Linked DNA regions of Homo sapiens: region 1 is linked to region 2. Evidence: read pairs that join two places in POLR2A ChIA-PET (ENCODE). Cell type or tissue: A673. All regions are shown on one strand. Each heading gives the region's core, and the rest is flanking DNA. Links, peaks and the distances in the headings are about the cores only.

Evidence for each region. ChIA-PET counts read pairs that join two places held together with the same protein. Peaks named below come from ENCODE experiments on the same cell type or tissue, not always from the same donor. Only the 100,000 strongest peaks of a DNase experiment are listed, where the experiment ranks them.
Region 1: POLR2A ChIA-PET joins it to region 2 with 10 read pairs; 3 of 35 experiments call an interaction of 5 or more read pairs at or near these places.

What each region holds. Positions count from the first base shown.
Region 1 is chr1:243,922,739-243,931,077 of GRCh38, forward strand. The region is part of intron 1 of LINC02774 (long intergenic non-protein coding RNA 2774); the gene reads left to right. Among named protein-coding and RNA genes, the nearest start is that of LINC02774, 9.5 kb to the left of the region's middle. RefSeq lists an enhancer at 1,570-2,218. In A673, for the core only: no CTCF peak of the experiment used is centred there; a DNase peak (open chromatin) is centred at 4,263.
Region 2 is chr1:243,828,769-243,837,107 of GRCh38, forward strand. The region is part of intron 2 of AKT3 (AKT serine/threonine kinase 3); the gene reads right to left. Among named protein-coding and RNA genes, the nearest start is that of AKT3, 17 kb to the right of the region's middle. In A673, for the core only: no CTCF peak of the experiment used is centred there; no DNase peak of the experiment used is centred there.

The DNA of each region.
Region 1 (8,339 bases), core at 172-8,171, 94 kb after region 2:
GAATTAAAGAGGAGTAACTAGTTTATTAAACAGGTCAGAACTTCTCAAGAGGCAGGTAGAAGCAGACTTCATTTTCACCCCAGTGATCCCACTGAACTTACTCTATGACCTCACTCTAACTTGCTCTTTGGAAGAAGTCTTGGTCAGATCACATAACCTTGGTGGTTATTATTTGTTTCTTTGTTTCCAATTTTTAAAAAAATTGTGGTAAAATATGTGTAACATAAAGTTTACCATTTTAACCATTTTTAAGTAGATTCACATCATTGTACAGCCGTCCCCACCACCTGTCTTCAGAACTCTTTCCATCTTCCCAAACTGAAACTCTGCACCCACGACCCACTAGCTGTCCATTCTCCCCTCCCCCAACCCTCGGCAACCACCATTCTACATTGTTTCTATGAATTTGACCATGTACTTCATATAAATGGAACCATACAATGTTTGTCCTTTTGTCACTGGCTTATACTACTTAGCATAACGTCCTCAAGACTCATCCATGTTGTAGTGTGTGTTGGAATTTCCTTCTTTTTTAAGGCCAAATCATATTTCACTGTAGGTTTGTATCACATTTTGTCTGTCCTTTGATCTGTCGTTGGATACATGGGTTGCTTCCACCTTTCGGCTATTGTGAACCCTGCTGATGTGAACATGGGTGTGCAAATGTCTTTATTCAAGTTCCCTGCTTTCCATTCTTTTGGGTGTATACCCAGAAGTGGAATTGCTGAATCATATAGTAATGCTATTTTTAACTTTTTGAGAAACCGCTATACTGTTTTCCACCGAAGCTGTGCCATTTTACATTCCTGGATCGTTATTCTCAGAGAACCAAAATCCCAGTCCAGTCTGACAATCATATGTCTCTGGTTCAGCCTGGTGCAATTTCAAAATGTGATATTTTTATCATACAACAGCTTCTCTCCTCCGCAGCTTGGGCCTTCTTTCTACTTAGAAACCCGCCAGGGAGGAACACGGCCGGCTCATTTTCCCTCCTTGCTTTCCCTCATCTCACGCTCACTGGCTGGCTGCTTTGGCTCCCCAGGGTCAGGCACTGGGTGGGGTGCAGGGAGTTAGGGACACCATTGACGTCTGGCAGTGGTCCCTTCTGGGTGGGACCGATGTCCAAAATGACTGTCTCTCCTTGAGTCCCTTTGCGAGTTTCTCAGAAATCCTTTCTCCAGCTATTGGGGAGACTGAGGCAAGACTGCTTGAGCCTGGGAGGTCAAAGCTGCAGTGAGCTATGATTGCACCACTGCACTCCAGACTGGGCAACAGAGCAAGACCCCATGTCTTTAAAAAATTCCTTCTTGGAATCTGTTTCTGGCAATGCTTTTCCTCTGGCTATGTGTTTGTGGGTCATGCTCAGCCCCTGGGATCCTAGCAATCTGTCCCTGTGCAGGGGGATGTCTGTTCCTCCAGAGGGTCCTTGTAGGTAGAGTCTTTTTTTTTTTTTAATGGCACCCCAAGGCCAGCCCTTTTGTGCTGTGGGTAGAAGTGTAGCTTCCTCCCTATGAAGTCTTTCCTCTGGTTGCTCTGCCAATGCTAGTCAGACTCCTGTGTTTAGATGTGTACCCTGGAAGAGCCGGTTACCAGCTCCTCTTTCTCCTAAATTCCAGAGGACCCGTGTCAAGCTGCTGGTATGGATTTCTTGAAGTCTGCTCTTACTCAGGCTTAGTGTGGGGCAACCACACCCTTCCTCTCCTGTGAGCTGCAGTGATTACTGGTGACTTTCTAATACACAGTCCTTCTTGCCCTTCTTCTCCTCCCCTAGAAGCCTCCAGGTTGGTGACGGTGGTGGGCTCATGCTAGCAGAATCAGATTCACAGTCCCCTGTTTTTCTTACAAAGGTGAACTAGTGTCTTCCTCCAGGGCAGCGTTTCTCAAACACAGCCCTACTGACATTTGGGGCCAGAAAATTCCATGCTGTGAGGCCTGCCCCGTGCATTTCAGGATGTTTAGCAACATCCCTGGCCTCTGCTCACTAATTTCCAGTAGTATCACCTCCGGTTGTGACAACCAAGAATGTCTCCAGACATTGTGAAATACCTCTTGGAGGGCAAAATTGCTCCCGGTTGAGGAGCACTGCTGTGGTGTCTTGAGCTGCTTTTGGCCTTTGGCATTCCACAGAGCCCCCTTTTGTTATTCTGTGGTAGATGGCTTCTGATATACGGGAGCTACAGCCAGGCTGCAGGCAGACCCTGAGGAGACTTGCAGGAAGCTAAATTGAAGTCGTTTCTGTTTACTGCCATCTTCTTGTCTCTTTAGAAAATTCTTGTTTATGTGTTGCAACCTCGCCTTAGCTGTAACCCAGGAGGTCAAAAAGCAGGTGACATGGGCACACGGGGAGGGAATGCAGCCCCTCTGCCAACCTGCCCCGGCAAGGCCAGCCTTGGCTGTGGGGCGGTTGATAATTAGTGAGCCTTCGCAGAGAACAATAACCTGGGCTTCCAAATCCTGCTGCCTCTTCCTACAGGGAGAACCTCCCTTCTTTGTTAACCTAGGCAGATTTGGATTTCTTTCCTTTTTTTTTTTTCTTTTTTAAGGAAATCAGCAGTTTCCTTATTATGTTCTATTGGGATTGGACAAACCCTAAGAGCCAGGGTGTGGGAGCTGAGCTGTTTGAGCCTGTCCTGCTTCAGGTCAGGTTTGTTTTTGGTACAGAGCTGGGCCCTGCACTGGGGAAGGGGAGGAAAGTAGCTGTTATTGACTGGACAGTCTGATAGGAACCCTTCTTTCAAAGAAGATTGTATGTGTGTATGTGTGTGTGTGTGTGTGTGTGTGTTTCCCAACTAAGTGTATCGGTTGCTCATGGGCAATAAATGAGTAAGGGACCCTCTTGGGCTTCCCAGCCTAGTCGCAAGCCCCCATAGTGAGTGCTCAGCTCTGGCCTCTGGCCCCAGTCTCTGTTGCCCTCGAGAGCGCTTGGCCAGGGAACTTGTCTTGCTCTTGGCAGCTCTGATCCCAGAGGCCAAAGTCACAGCTTTAACAATATAATCCTGAATATAGGAGCCATAAGCAGACTTACCTACATTTCTGTACTTTTAGTGAAATAGAAGTATAGGATGAGTAGATGTACAAGTAAAAGATTATCAAACATGAGAGGTGATAGGAGAGAAGGCTCAGAAACAAACAAAAGAGTAAGAGACAGATGCTGCCAGAAGCAAAATTACATACATAGACCAACAGAAGAATGAAAAATAATAGGAAAATATATGGAAACATAAAGGAAACAGATTTGAAATATAATATCCCACCTGGTGTGCAGCTACTTTACATGAGCCATTCTTGAGAAGTTTCAAGGAAGCGCCATGGGATGGAAGCGTTTTGGAGAATGAGGAGGAGGTGACCTGGCCTACTGAGATAGACGTCGGGATAGGGTTCTGTGCCTATGCAATAGCCATTTGCCCATAATTTCCCCCGCCACCCCCCACCTCCAGCAGGTATTGGGCAAAGATTTTATTCCAGGAGTGAATCATGATGGGCCTGAACTTATTTTCGTTGTGTTAAGTGATTGATCTGGGTATGGCCATGAGACCCAGTGCAGCCAATAAGATGCAAAGAGAAGTCTACAGAGGGCTTCCCTTCCTGAATCCAAAGGGAGCCCAGCAAGGGCAAAATGTTTTTGCCTCTGCCCAGTTCTCGCTTGCTGGGGATGCCCGTGAGAGAATACGATACCGGAAGCTTTGTTAGCTAACTTTGGACTCTGAGCTGACAAATATTAGAATGAAAAACCAATCCACAGAGCATGGTGGAACAGAGGCACAGGAACAGTCTGGCCGGTGAGGGGACCCTTGAGCTGCTGAACTACCCTGCACCCACCCACCCCTCCAGACTCTCGTGAGGGCAACAGTGAATAATCCTTACCGTTAAGCCATGGCTAATTGTTTTTTTCTCCTGATCTAACACATGCTAAGCGGATGCACCAAGCAACCCCTATATTATATGTTTCCTATTTCTTTAAATGGTCTATTAAGCCAAGTTCTTAGGAAATGACTTACATTTTTCTTTAAAAAAAAAAAAAAACTTAAAAAAATCCTGAGAGCTAAGTAAAAGGTTATGGAAAAATAGAATTCTTTACAAAAATAACACACTGCATACATATTTGCTTGATATTGTGAGAACCGCTCAGGCTTAGAGAAACATTTTTTAATGTCTGGTGTTGTTGATCTTGGACATGGTTATCTTGCTCTCTGTCAAATGCTGGATTCCCACCGAGAAGCAGCCACTTACTTTTCCCTCGCTTTTTGTTCTGATGATGCTAGCGATCCCTTGTATGACAGACACAGAAAAGAATGCAGGACACAAATGGGGGAATGCATTCAACTCACATAAGAATTTAATGAGTCAATCCAGATTACAAACCCCTCACTGGCAAGGTTATATCTTTGTAGTGATTTGTTCTCACCTCCTTCTATTGTTGTTTACTTTCTCTATGCCAACAACAGTAGTCAGAGATTAGAGTGACTCTCGCCATTCATCAATAGAGGTTCAGTGGCCTGAGGTTTCGAGCTGTGGCTTTTGTTCCAGCTAGATATTTTCATGTAGTTTAAATTAATAAAACATGAAGGAATTTCCAGTATAATGCATGTGCACTGCTTTGCTCTTTGACTGCATATTAAGTGTATGCATATGTCGTCCTTCTAAGGAAATAGAATCACACAGCTCTAAGCTTTAACTTGCTGTCCAGGTTCCCATTTGATTCTCCCTCTATTTCTTTTTTTAGGAGAAAATATGTAATAAAAACAGGGACAAGAACTTTGGTTTTTCTTGTTGCTAATAACAGAGAATTACCAGAGCAGCTCTTTCTCTCGTCCTTCATCATGGGAAAGAATGATGCTAGCAATGCCTGGGACTGAAGGTCACGCTGCCTGGCTTTGTGGGGACAGATGGCCATTGCTCATCATGTTAGCAAGGAGCTTGATGCTCACTTCTGGACATCAGCTGCTCACTATGTATATTAAGTGATAATTTAGCTTCAGGTGGCACTGACCCTGGTGCTGTCTCATCTCCTGCCACCTTAATGGGAAATATTCAGACAGCAGTACCTTACTTGCCAGTCTTCCATTATGAAACACAAGCAGACTCTTTCATATACCAAATAATGATAATAATACGTACTATTGCGTCTTATCATTTGGATTTTGCTTCGCCACCTAGACATTCTTAATTCAGAAGTCCAAGGGACAATTTTGTAAGTTATATGAAAAACAAACCACCTTGTGAAAACAAAGCAACAGGAGCCACGGGGCTGAGGTGGGTGGGAAGGAGCAGAGCATGGCAGGGGTTGAGGCAAGGCCGCTTTCATCAAGAGCTGGACCATCACTAGGATTCAGAAGAATATGAACTTCTTTGGTTTTGGGGCTTTACTGAGAAGTTCTCTGCTTCTAAAGTAGCTTACAGTTCTCTGAAGCAGCTGCATCATTAATTCTCATTGAATTCCTATAAAGTCAATGCCTTCATGGGTAAGTGGAAGAGCCAGGCTCCCAGCGCCAGCCAGCTCTTCTTAGATGTTTGTTAACCCCAGGGTCCCACTTAGATGGTCCTAGAAACATTTATTTTATTTTATATATATATATATTTTTACCACATTCCGTGATGGTCTGGGTACAGTATCTACTATATATATTATATAGTACCGGACAAAATATTGAATCAGGCTATGGAAAATATGGATAGGATTGGAGGACCACAATCCAAAAATCATAAAATCTTACACTTCTGCTAAAATGGACTGACAAATTTGGATCTCAGTTTCTTGGTTACCAGAGGAAAATGGGAAATATGGTAAATTGTAAAATTAAGGAACATATTCTCAACTTCAGAATTCAAATTTTCATACAGAAAAAAGCATGCCGCTTTTTAAAAAGATGCAAATTTTTCCTGACTCTCAGGTCTTCATAAGAGTTCTGGCTTGTGACCAGGTGCGGTGGCTCACACTTGTAATCCCAGCACTTTGGGAGGCCAAGGTGGGCGGATCACCTGAGGTCAGGAGTTTGAGACCAGCCTGACCAACATGGTGAAACCCTGTCTCTACTAAAAATACAAAATTAGCCAGGCATGGTGGCACACACCTGTAATCCCAGCTACTCGGGAGGTTGAGGCAGGAGAATCACTTAAACCTGGTAGGCAGAGGTTGCAGTGAGACGAGATCGTGCCATTGCACTCTAGCCTGGGCAACAAGAGCAAAACTCTGCCTCAAAAAAAAAAAAAAAAAAAAAAGAGTTCTGGCTTGCATCTTTTCTTTTTTGTGATGAATTCTTGCTCTGTCACCCAGGTTGGAGTGCAGTGGCATGATCTTGGCTCACTGCAACTTCCATCTCCTGAGTTCCAGTGATTCTCCTGCCTCAGCCGCCCGAATAGCTGGGATTACAGGGGTGCACCACCATGGCTGGCTAAGTTTTGTACTTTTAGTAGAGACGGGGTTTCACCATGTTGGCCAGGCTCGTCTCAAACTCCTGACCTCAGGTGATCTGCCCGCCTCCCAAAGTGCTGGGATTATAGGCATGAGCTACCACACCCAGCCTGGCTTGCCCTTCATAGGCCACAGATACTCATGTAATAGGCAACAGGCAATAACTTTACCAATAAATCCATTAAAAGGTTTCCTGCTGTGTGCATACAGCTATATCCACAAGTCTGAAGTACTCTTGAGCCCATGCCATGGTGTGCCTTGCGGAAGCCATTTCTTCCACTCTGTTGTATGGGCTTAGATCTTCGTATGCCAGTTCTAGAGTTCTAGGGAAGCATTTGCCTTCAACTATGTTGCAGAAGACTCACTCCCTTTCCAGGCCAGATATGTGCAGAATCTTGCATGCTCCCTTTTTCTTTCCAGAAGCATCTCTACGAAGCTTTCCTGACTGATTTTCTCAGATATGCCCTCATACAGGATTTAAAAGGCAGGGGTGGGCCTGAGAAAATCTCACCCTAATCATTGTAGAGCTGTGACCAGAGCAGCAAATAAAGACATAGTCAGTGACTTCCCTAGCTCAGTCCCCAGGCTTAAAAAAGCCAGGCTTGTTTTTTTGTTTTTTTGTTTTTTTCCCCTAGACCATGTTATTAACCATAGACTCATCATGATGCCTGCTAATTTGCTTCTAAGTTATAAGGAAATACCTGTGGGAAGCAACTGAAATTCAGTTGTATATTCAACGTACTGAAGAAGGAATTCTGTTAAAGAAGGAGGCCCCCTTGGAAAAGGGGCTTTTCCAATGTCTATATAACAAATGGTGGAGGTAGAAATTTCTTTGATGGATGATGAGTACACATGGGTGCCCTTCTCAGCAGATATGGTTAAGGCCTTCCCTCCAGGGATGGACTAGGATAATGGGAAATTATTTTATATTTGCTAAATGCTTTCTACTTTGCAAAGTTCATGCAAACACATGATCTCATTTGATTTTCACAACGTACCTGAAAAGTCAACAATTATCACTCTCATTCCTGATGAAGAAACTGGGGCTCAAAGAGATTACGTGGCCTGTGTAAGCTTCTGAGCTAGAATTTTCCTCAAACTGTTAAATTCCCGAGGGCCTGCCAACTAGCCAGGTTTTGCAAAACAGACAAGGAGTGGTACTAAGCAGAGTTCCTCCATTCAATCCCAAATTCGTTTAACACATACCTCTGTGCTTTGGTGTCCTCATCTGCAAAATGGGAATAACATGATGTATCTCACACTCAGAGAATGTGGTGCAATTCGAGCCCTACCTGTGCCTGGCGTCTAGATCTAGATGGTGTTCAAGGAAAGTTTGCTATCATTGTGTCTTCGTTTCTTTCCTTACTGGTTGCCAACCTCCACCTTTGAATCTTGCTTGCTTGCTTGCTTACAGGGCCTCGCTCTGTTGTCCAGGCTGAAGTGCAGTGGTGGGATCTCAGCTCACTGCAACCTCTGCCTCCCATGTTCCAGCGATTCCCCTGCCTCGGCCTCCAGAGTAGCTGGGATTACAGGCACCTGCCACTACGCCTGGCTGATTTTTATACTTTTAGTAGAGACGGGGTTTTGCCATGTTGGCCAGGCTGGTCTCGAACTCCTGACCTCAAGTGAGGCACCCACCTAGGCCTCCCAATGTGTTGGGATTACAGGCGTGAGCCACCATGCACCCTGCTGGAATCTTTCTTTCTGCTTCTCTCTTGAAGGCCTTTCTTATTCTAAGTTTTACCCAGTGGCATCCTGTGGAATATTAGAGACAATAGTCATCCCAGGAGTAGAAAATTCAGTCCCAGCTGCCCTGTTTTCCTCCTAACCCTGCAATTTTGGACCGGATCCTGCCATCCTGAGCAGCCAGTGAGTCTGAAAGAGAGGGCTAATTCTAATCCTTTCCCCTGGGACCTCTTAGTGTGGA
Region 2 (8,339 bases), core at 57-8,056:
CAAAAGTGATTTGCGCATTTTTGACCGTGCAGGTGGTCTGTGCCCCTAACTCTAGTCTTGTTTCAAGCATCAGATGTACTTTGAAATTGTAGATGGACAAGAAGTAAGAATAGATTCACTAAGAGCAAGTTAAGTCAAACTAGTCACTTTTTTCGAGTTCCAGGTTCCCATGGCATGGATAAATCTCCAAGACATAGTAAGTGATTACGGTATCATTTATGTAATGTGAGGCAAAACAGAAAGATGCAATGTTTACACAGAATAAAGTGTAAAAGTCTCATTTTCTTAATTATCCCCCTTCCTATCCCTGCCTAATCTCTTCAATCCGAATCTCTTGACAAGGGGATAATACTACCTATAATTTGGCATTTTCTTCTAGTTCTTAAGTACTTCTTAAAAATTTTAGCTTTATATTGGCATGACATACTTGGCAGTGGTTATTTCTGAGAAAGAATATGGAAGAAAGGAATCACACGATACCCTATATATTTACTGCTTGGCTCTTTTAAAGGAGAATATATTACTTAGATAATACAAAATGTTTTCATCATAATGATGCTCAAAGGAAAAAGGTGAAGAGTTTGTAAGTATGACCTCAATGGTCTCCTTGAATGGGAAAAGTCTGACATATTAAACTACTTAACAACTAAAAAATTTTACAAGGCAAAAATATACCGTAACATTAAAAGGTATATTCAAACTAGAAAAATATTCACAACAAAAAAGATTAATCAAATAAAGGTATTCTCAATACACAAAAAGCTCTTACCAATAAATAAGAACATAAAATTTATACATGTTTAAGGATAGGCCTCATATTTAAAACTTAACTAAGAACAAGAATAATAATTCATTTAAGCAACGTTAAACCTCAGTAACAAAGAAATGTAAAATAAAACAGCAATACAATGGCAAAAACTAGAAAGAGTAACACCCAGCAATGGCTACGGTATAAGAAAGTAGAACCCTTCACATATTAGTGCTAGGAATGTAAACTGGTAACATCTGGACAATAAACTGACTTTATAAATGATTTATATAATCAAAACATAATAAAAGTTCCCTTAAAGAGTAAAACTGAGAAAAAGTGGCTACAGCCTTTAATCGCACCGAAGGCCCCTACAGTGACAGACTATGAGAAGAGGCTAACAGTCTCACTGTGCTTTTTCCCTGCACCGATCACATCTGCAGTAACAGATTCACTTCTGGGCACTACGCTGTAAGAGAAACATTGACAAACTGAGCTATTTCCACAGTAAGATACCAATACAGTCAGCCCTCCATATCTGTGGGTTTCCCATCTGTGGATTCAACCAACCACAGATCAAAAATATTCAGGAAAAAGAAATCATCTGTACTGAACACTTACAGACTTTTTTCTTGTCATTATTCCCTAAACAGGACAGTGTAACAACCACTTACATAGAATCTTTACATGGCATTTGCAGTGGATTAGGTAATGTAAGTAATTTAAAGATGATTTAAAGCATACAGGAGGGTGTGTGCAGGTTGTATGCAAATACTACACCATTTTATGTAAGGGATTTGAGCATCAGCAGATTTTGCTATCTCCAGGAAGTCCTGGAACCAACCCCCCGTGGATACTGGGGGACAACTGTACCGTGTATGAGAGGGCTGCAAACCGTGTCTTATAATAATTATAAACATAATAAAGAATTGAGAGCACTTTGCTTAGAAAGAGGGATTTTAGGGAAGACAGGATAGCAATCTCGAAAAATCCGAAGGCCTATAAACTGGAAAACAGAACTTGTTTTATATTGCTCAGGAGGGCAAACAAAGACCACCAGTGCTCAGAGCTGTTAAATAATGAAACAGATACAGTGCAACTTTAGTTGCCCACAATATCTAAGATAAGTGATCCATTAGAAACACAGTAGAAAAGATTCTTCTTATAGGCTTAGAAAGTTAGGTTTCATGAAATCAGAGGTACTTTACCGTTCTAAGAGTAAAGCAAAAATTACCCTTAAAATACGCATTAATCTTCCAAACCATAAAAACTACAATATTCCCAATCTTTTATTCTACTTACCTAATTTAGATACCTTATTTACTAGTCCATTCTGGGACAATCAGGGTACAACCCACTATCTTTGTCAGGAATAACCATTCAGTCAAATCTACCAATTCCTACCCTGTCAGTTCTGTTTTGCTACACAAAAATTTGACAGATATACAACATGGTTCTAGAATTCCAGTGCTGCCCTTACCGAAACTCTCTCCTGAACATTAGGCTGCTTTCATAACTGTGATCTAGTCTGTGTTTCCTACCTTGCCTCAGCTGTCCCAGTTCTAGTTCCTTGCCCTAATATCTGTGACATACTGTTATCTGAACTTCTAGAATCATTATTTTCTTCCCCATTTTTGTATCACATACTGATTAAGAGACTACCGTGCTCAAAATAATGGTGAACTGTATTTCAGAAGGAAAATTACAAACTGTACAAAATATAAAGTTGTATTAGACACAGTGCTGTCAAGGAGGTTACAATGGAAAGGAGAAATAACAGATCTATGTAATAACAAGGCAATAGAAAGTCATAAGGAGGTCAAGACAGGAAATTGTTGCAATATTATACAGACAAAAGAAATCATTCTAATTTTGTAAGACCATGATCTGGGTAAATAATTTGGCTTTGAAGGACACAGGAGATTTTTCACTTAAAAAGACAGAGGGGAAAAAACATGCCAAGCCGAAAAACTAGCATAACCAAAAACACAGAAAATTAGTGGTAGGTGCAGGGCTATCACACATCAAAAGGTAATGTGATTGATTATAAAATGCGAACACAAACTAAAGAAAGTTTCTCTATGTCAAAGGGTATAGAAACTATGGAAACAGTTACTCAAAGAGAGAAAACACAAGTTCAAGAGGTACAGCTTCTCTGCATTCTCCACTGGGAAGTAGAGCAGTGAATAATATTACTCACACAGTGTGAGGATTCCACAAGGTGGAAGATACTCCCCCTTTTCCATACTCAGAGGATTTTAAATCTTTCCACCCAAAACTTCTGAGCCCCTCCCCCCCAACAAGATACAAAATATTTTTTGAAGAAATTCAATCTATTCCTAAACGTCAAGAAAGAAACAAAATCTGAAGTATCTAAGATCAGCAAAAAAGAAATCTCAGGTACTAATCCTGGCTCTATACCTAACTTGAAATATGGCCTCAGTTTTGAAATCTGTCAGATGAATGGATATAAGACTAGAGAGGCCACCAACAGTGGCTCCTGCCTGTAATCCCAACATTTTGGGAGGCCGAGGCATGAGGACTCCTGAAGGCCAGGAGTTGGAGATCAGCCTGAGCAACATAAAAAGACTCATCCCTAAAACTAAAAAAAAAAAAAAAAAAAAAAAAAAAAAAAAAAAAAAAAAAAAGACTAGATAACTTTTAAAGTCACTTCTAGGTTGAAATTCTACATATGAGCTTAAGAAAAAGCTATCTTTCTAGATAAGTGATTCAAACTCGGTTTAAACTATTAGTTTCATACACCTCATAACTTGTAGTACTCATAATTTCTGATAAATTTTTATAAACTGTACTCCTACTTCTCACAAACTTCTTCTCCTCATAATTTAAGAATTAAATTGGAATACAGCAGTATGTGAATCATGAAGCTTAAATAAATTTGTGTATCTATACATTAAAACACATACCTAGCAAAATTTCACTTCCAGTAGTAGTATAGTAACTTGTATCAGACTAACCCTTCTATATATAAAATTATAAACTCTGTATAAAATATAAAGAATGACAATTTGAAGGCAGTAGAAAAGCTGCAAAAGCAGGCAGAAATTGAAGGAAACTGACTGTAAAGAAGGGAGCTACAAATGAGATTCGCACTGATGTGGCTTTTTACTCAAGGCGCTCTCCCATTCCTTGAAACTAGAGTGGAATGGCTAGAACTCAGAAAGTCTTACTAGTTTGAAGAGACAGAGTTCAGAGCTGCCAAAATAGCTGGAAAGTGAGAGGGAGATCTCAGTACAGCACGTTACTGTACTGAATACTGTAGGCAATTGAAACATGTTAAGTATTAGTGTATCTAAACATATCTAAACATAGAAAAGGTACAGTAAAAATATGGTATTATAATCTTATGGGACCACCATCATTAGCAATCTGTTATGGACCAAAACATCATTATATGGCTGTATTTGTCCATTTTCATACTGCTATAAAGAACTGCCTGAGGCCGGGCGCAGTGGCTCACACCTGTAAATCCAGCACTTTGGGAGGCTGAGATGGCTGGATCACCTGAGGTCAGGAGTTCGAGACCAGCCTGGCCAACATGGTGAAACCCCGTCGCTTAATGAAAATACAAAAATTAGCCAGGCACAGTGGCACACACCTATAGTCCCAGAGGCTGAGGCAGGAGAATTGTTTGTACCTGAAAGGCAAAGGTGGCAGTGAGCCAAGATCACACCACTGCACTTCAGCCTGGGTGATAGAGCAAGACTCCATATCAAAAAACAAACAAACAAAAAAAACCTGCCAGAGACTGGGTAATTAACAAAGGAAAGAAGTTTAATTGACTCATAGTTCAGCATGGCTAGGGAGGCTTCAGGAAACTTACAATCATGGCATAAGGTGAGGGGGAAGAAGGCACCTTCTTCACAGGGCGGCAGGAAGGCCGAGTTAAAGGGGAAGAACCCCTTATAAAACCATCAGATCTCATGAGAACTCGATAACACGAGAACAGCATGGGGGAAACTGCCCCCGTGATTCAATTACCTCCGCCTGGTCTCTCCCTTGACACGTAGGGATTACAATTTTTAAGATGAGATTTGGGTAGGGACACGAAGCCTAACCATATCAATGGCACATGACTATATAAGGAAACAGCAAGTCAAAATAACAACAGGTGACTTTTCATCAGAAACCATGGCAGCCAGAAGAAAATGAAATGACATATTTAAAATGATAAAAAAACCACAATTATCAAATTAGAATCCTATATACAATTTAAAAAATCCTTCAAAAATGAAGATGAGCCCAGCCACAGTGGCTCACACCTGCAATCCTAGCACTTTGGGAGGAAAAGGTGGGAGGATCGCTTGAGGCCAGGAGTTTGAGACCAGCCTGGACAACATATTGAGACTCCATCTCTATAAAAAAATAATTTAAAAATTAGCCGGCCACATATACGATTTTTAAAACTGTATATAGGATTCTAATTTGATAGTTTGGATTCTAATTTGAGCCACTGTGGCTGGGCTCATCTTCATTTTGAAGGATTTTTTAAATTGTACAGGATTCTAATTTGATAGCTGGTGGGAATGTAAATTAGTTCAGCCGCTGTGGAAAGCAGTTCAGCAATTTCTCAAAGAACTTAAAACAGAACTACCATTAGACCCAGCAATTCCATTATTGAAAATATGACCAAAGGAATATAAATCATACATGTATCATAAAGACACATGTACACATATGTTCATCACAGCACTACTGACAACAGAAAAGACACAGAATCAACCTAAATGCTCATCAACAGCAGACGAAAATGTGGTACATACACACCATGGAATATTATGCAGCCATAAAAAAAGAATGAGATCATGTCCTTTGCAGCAACATGGATGGAGCTGGAGGGTATTACCTAAGTAAACTAATGAAGGAGTAGAAAACCAAATATTACATGTTCTCACGTGTAAATGGGAGGTAAACACTGAGTACACATGGACAATGTATACTCGATGTTTCAAGAACACGCTGAGGGTGTACTTTGTGTACACATTGAGTACACATTTGAGTACACACTGTACTTTAGAGAGTATACACTGAGAGTGTATTTTGAGGGTGGAGGGTGGGAGAAAGGTGAGGATCTTAAAACTACCTATAGGGTACTATGCTTATTACCCGGATGACGAAATAATCTGTATACCAAACCCCCTCAACACGCAATTTACCCATATAACATCTAACCAATAATGTATTCTGGAAACTAAAAGTTTAAAAAAAAAAGCTAAGGAAAAGTTCTTCAGGTGAAAAAAAATATCAGACAGAAAATGAAATCTATAGGAAAAAAATTTTTTAACTGAAAATAGGTATATAAGTGTAAATGACCATACTTTTCCTGCTCTTTTTCAAAAGACGTATGAATAAGGCAAAAAATATATAACATTATAACAGAGTTTATAACATGGTGATATACTATACAGGAGAACAACAGCACAAGGCACTCTCAGAAGTGGGGGCAAATATAAATATAGCATTGGAAGAGTCTTATATTTTATATGGAGCAGTAAAATACTAACCCTACATAGACTGTAATAAATTAAGAATGAATATTGTAATCTCAAGAATAGAGTTCCTCAACCTCAGCACTACTAACATTTTGAACTGGAAATTTTTTTGCCATGGGATACTATTCCGTCCATTATAGAACATTCAGCAGCATATCTGGCCTCTACCCACTAGATGCCAGTAGCAATCCCACCCCCACATCATTTCAAACATGTCTCCAGACATTGCCAAATGTCCTCTGGGGACCAAAATCACCCTGGTTGTACTTTAGAGAGTATACACTGAGGATGTATTTTGAGGGTGGAGAGTGGGAGAAAGTGAGGATCTTAAAACTACCTATAGGGTACTATGTTTATTACCTGAATGACGAAATAATCTGTATACCAAACCCCTACAACATGTTATTTATCCATATAACAAACCTGTACATGTATTCTGTATTCCACTACCTTAGAACAATACCTAAAAAAGCAATGCAAGCTAAAATGATGACAGAACTGTTTATCAAAGGTTTTTCCTTGGCTCACCTAAGGAGCCTCTTTAGAAAACTCCCTCTAAATCACTTCGGTCCCCACCAAGAAATTTTAATACCAAAGATATATCTGTTTATATAATGTGATTGGAGAGCCACAAACAATTGTAATATAAAAGGATATTCTGTACCCTTTTCCAAGAACCTATGATTGCCCTATAGGAGAATTACCACTCCTGTTGAGAATGCATACTGTTAGTGGAATATACTGAAAAAAATTCAATTAACTCAAAAGAAGATAAGAAAGTATGAAGAGAGGTATTTTTTTAAAAAAATAACAGTATGCCTAAGTTCAACCACACCAACAATAACATTAACTATAAATTTTTAAATTGCTTTAAAATAAGACACATAAATAACAAGCCAATAGGAGAGATAAAATAGGATACTGAAAAGATACTAAATCCTAACAAAGGCAAAAAAATAGGGAAAAGATACAAAGAACACATGACACAAACAGAAAACTCAATCATATCAATAATTACATTAAATATGACTGGCCTAAAAACTCCCATTTAAAAGGTAAAGATTGTCAAATTAGATTTTTTAAAAAAGACACGACCCAAACATATGCTGTCAACGAGAGAAACAGTTTAAATACAAAACAAAGACTAAATATAATAGGACAGTTGAAAAGATACAAGATGCAAACACTAATCATAAAAAATCAGGAGTTACTATATTAATATCACACAAACTGAATTCCAAGATAAAGAGTGTCACTTGAGAAAAAGGTGAACATTTCATAAGGATAAAAGAAGCAATACATCAAGAAGATATAACAACAAAAAAGCCTCTAATAATAGAGCTTCAAAATATATAAAATTAAAAAGGTAGGACTAAAGAGAGAAACAGATAAATTCACAATCATAGCTGGAGACTATAACACTGAGTCACAGAACTAGAGGAAAAAAAAAAAACGAGTCAGTGAAGACATAGAAGACTATGACCCATTACCAATCATCTTGACTAGATATTTATAACACTATACCCCCAAAAAATAAAATACAGACAGACCAAATGATAAGACCACATAATGGATCATTTAAAAAATCATTAAAAAGTTGGCTGGGTGCAGTGGCTCAGGCCTGTAATCCCAGCACTTTGGAAGGCCAAGGCGGGTGGATCACCTGAGGTCAGGAATTCAAGACCAGCCTGACCAAAATGGAGAAACCCTGTCTCTACTAAAAGTAGAAAATTAGCCAGGCATGGTGGCACATGACTGTAAATCCCAGCTACTCAGGAGGCTGAGGCAGGAGAATCAACTTGAATCCAGGAGGCGGAGGTTGCAGTGAGCTGAGACTGCGCCACTGCACTCCAGCTTGGTGACAGAGCGAGACTCCATCTCAAAAAAAAAAAAAAAAAAGATTTCATAAAATGAATAAACTCCTAGCAAGATTATCAAAGGAAAAAAGAGAGCAAGTATATAATTTACCAATATCAGGATTTAATAAGGAGATATCGCTAAGATCTTACAGACATTCAAAAGATAAGGGAGCCTGTAATCCCAGCACTCGGGGAGGCCAAGGTGGGAGGATCACTTGT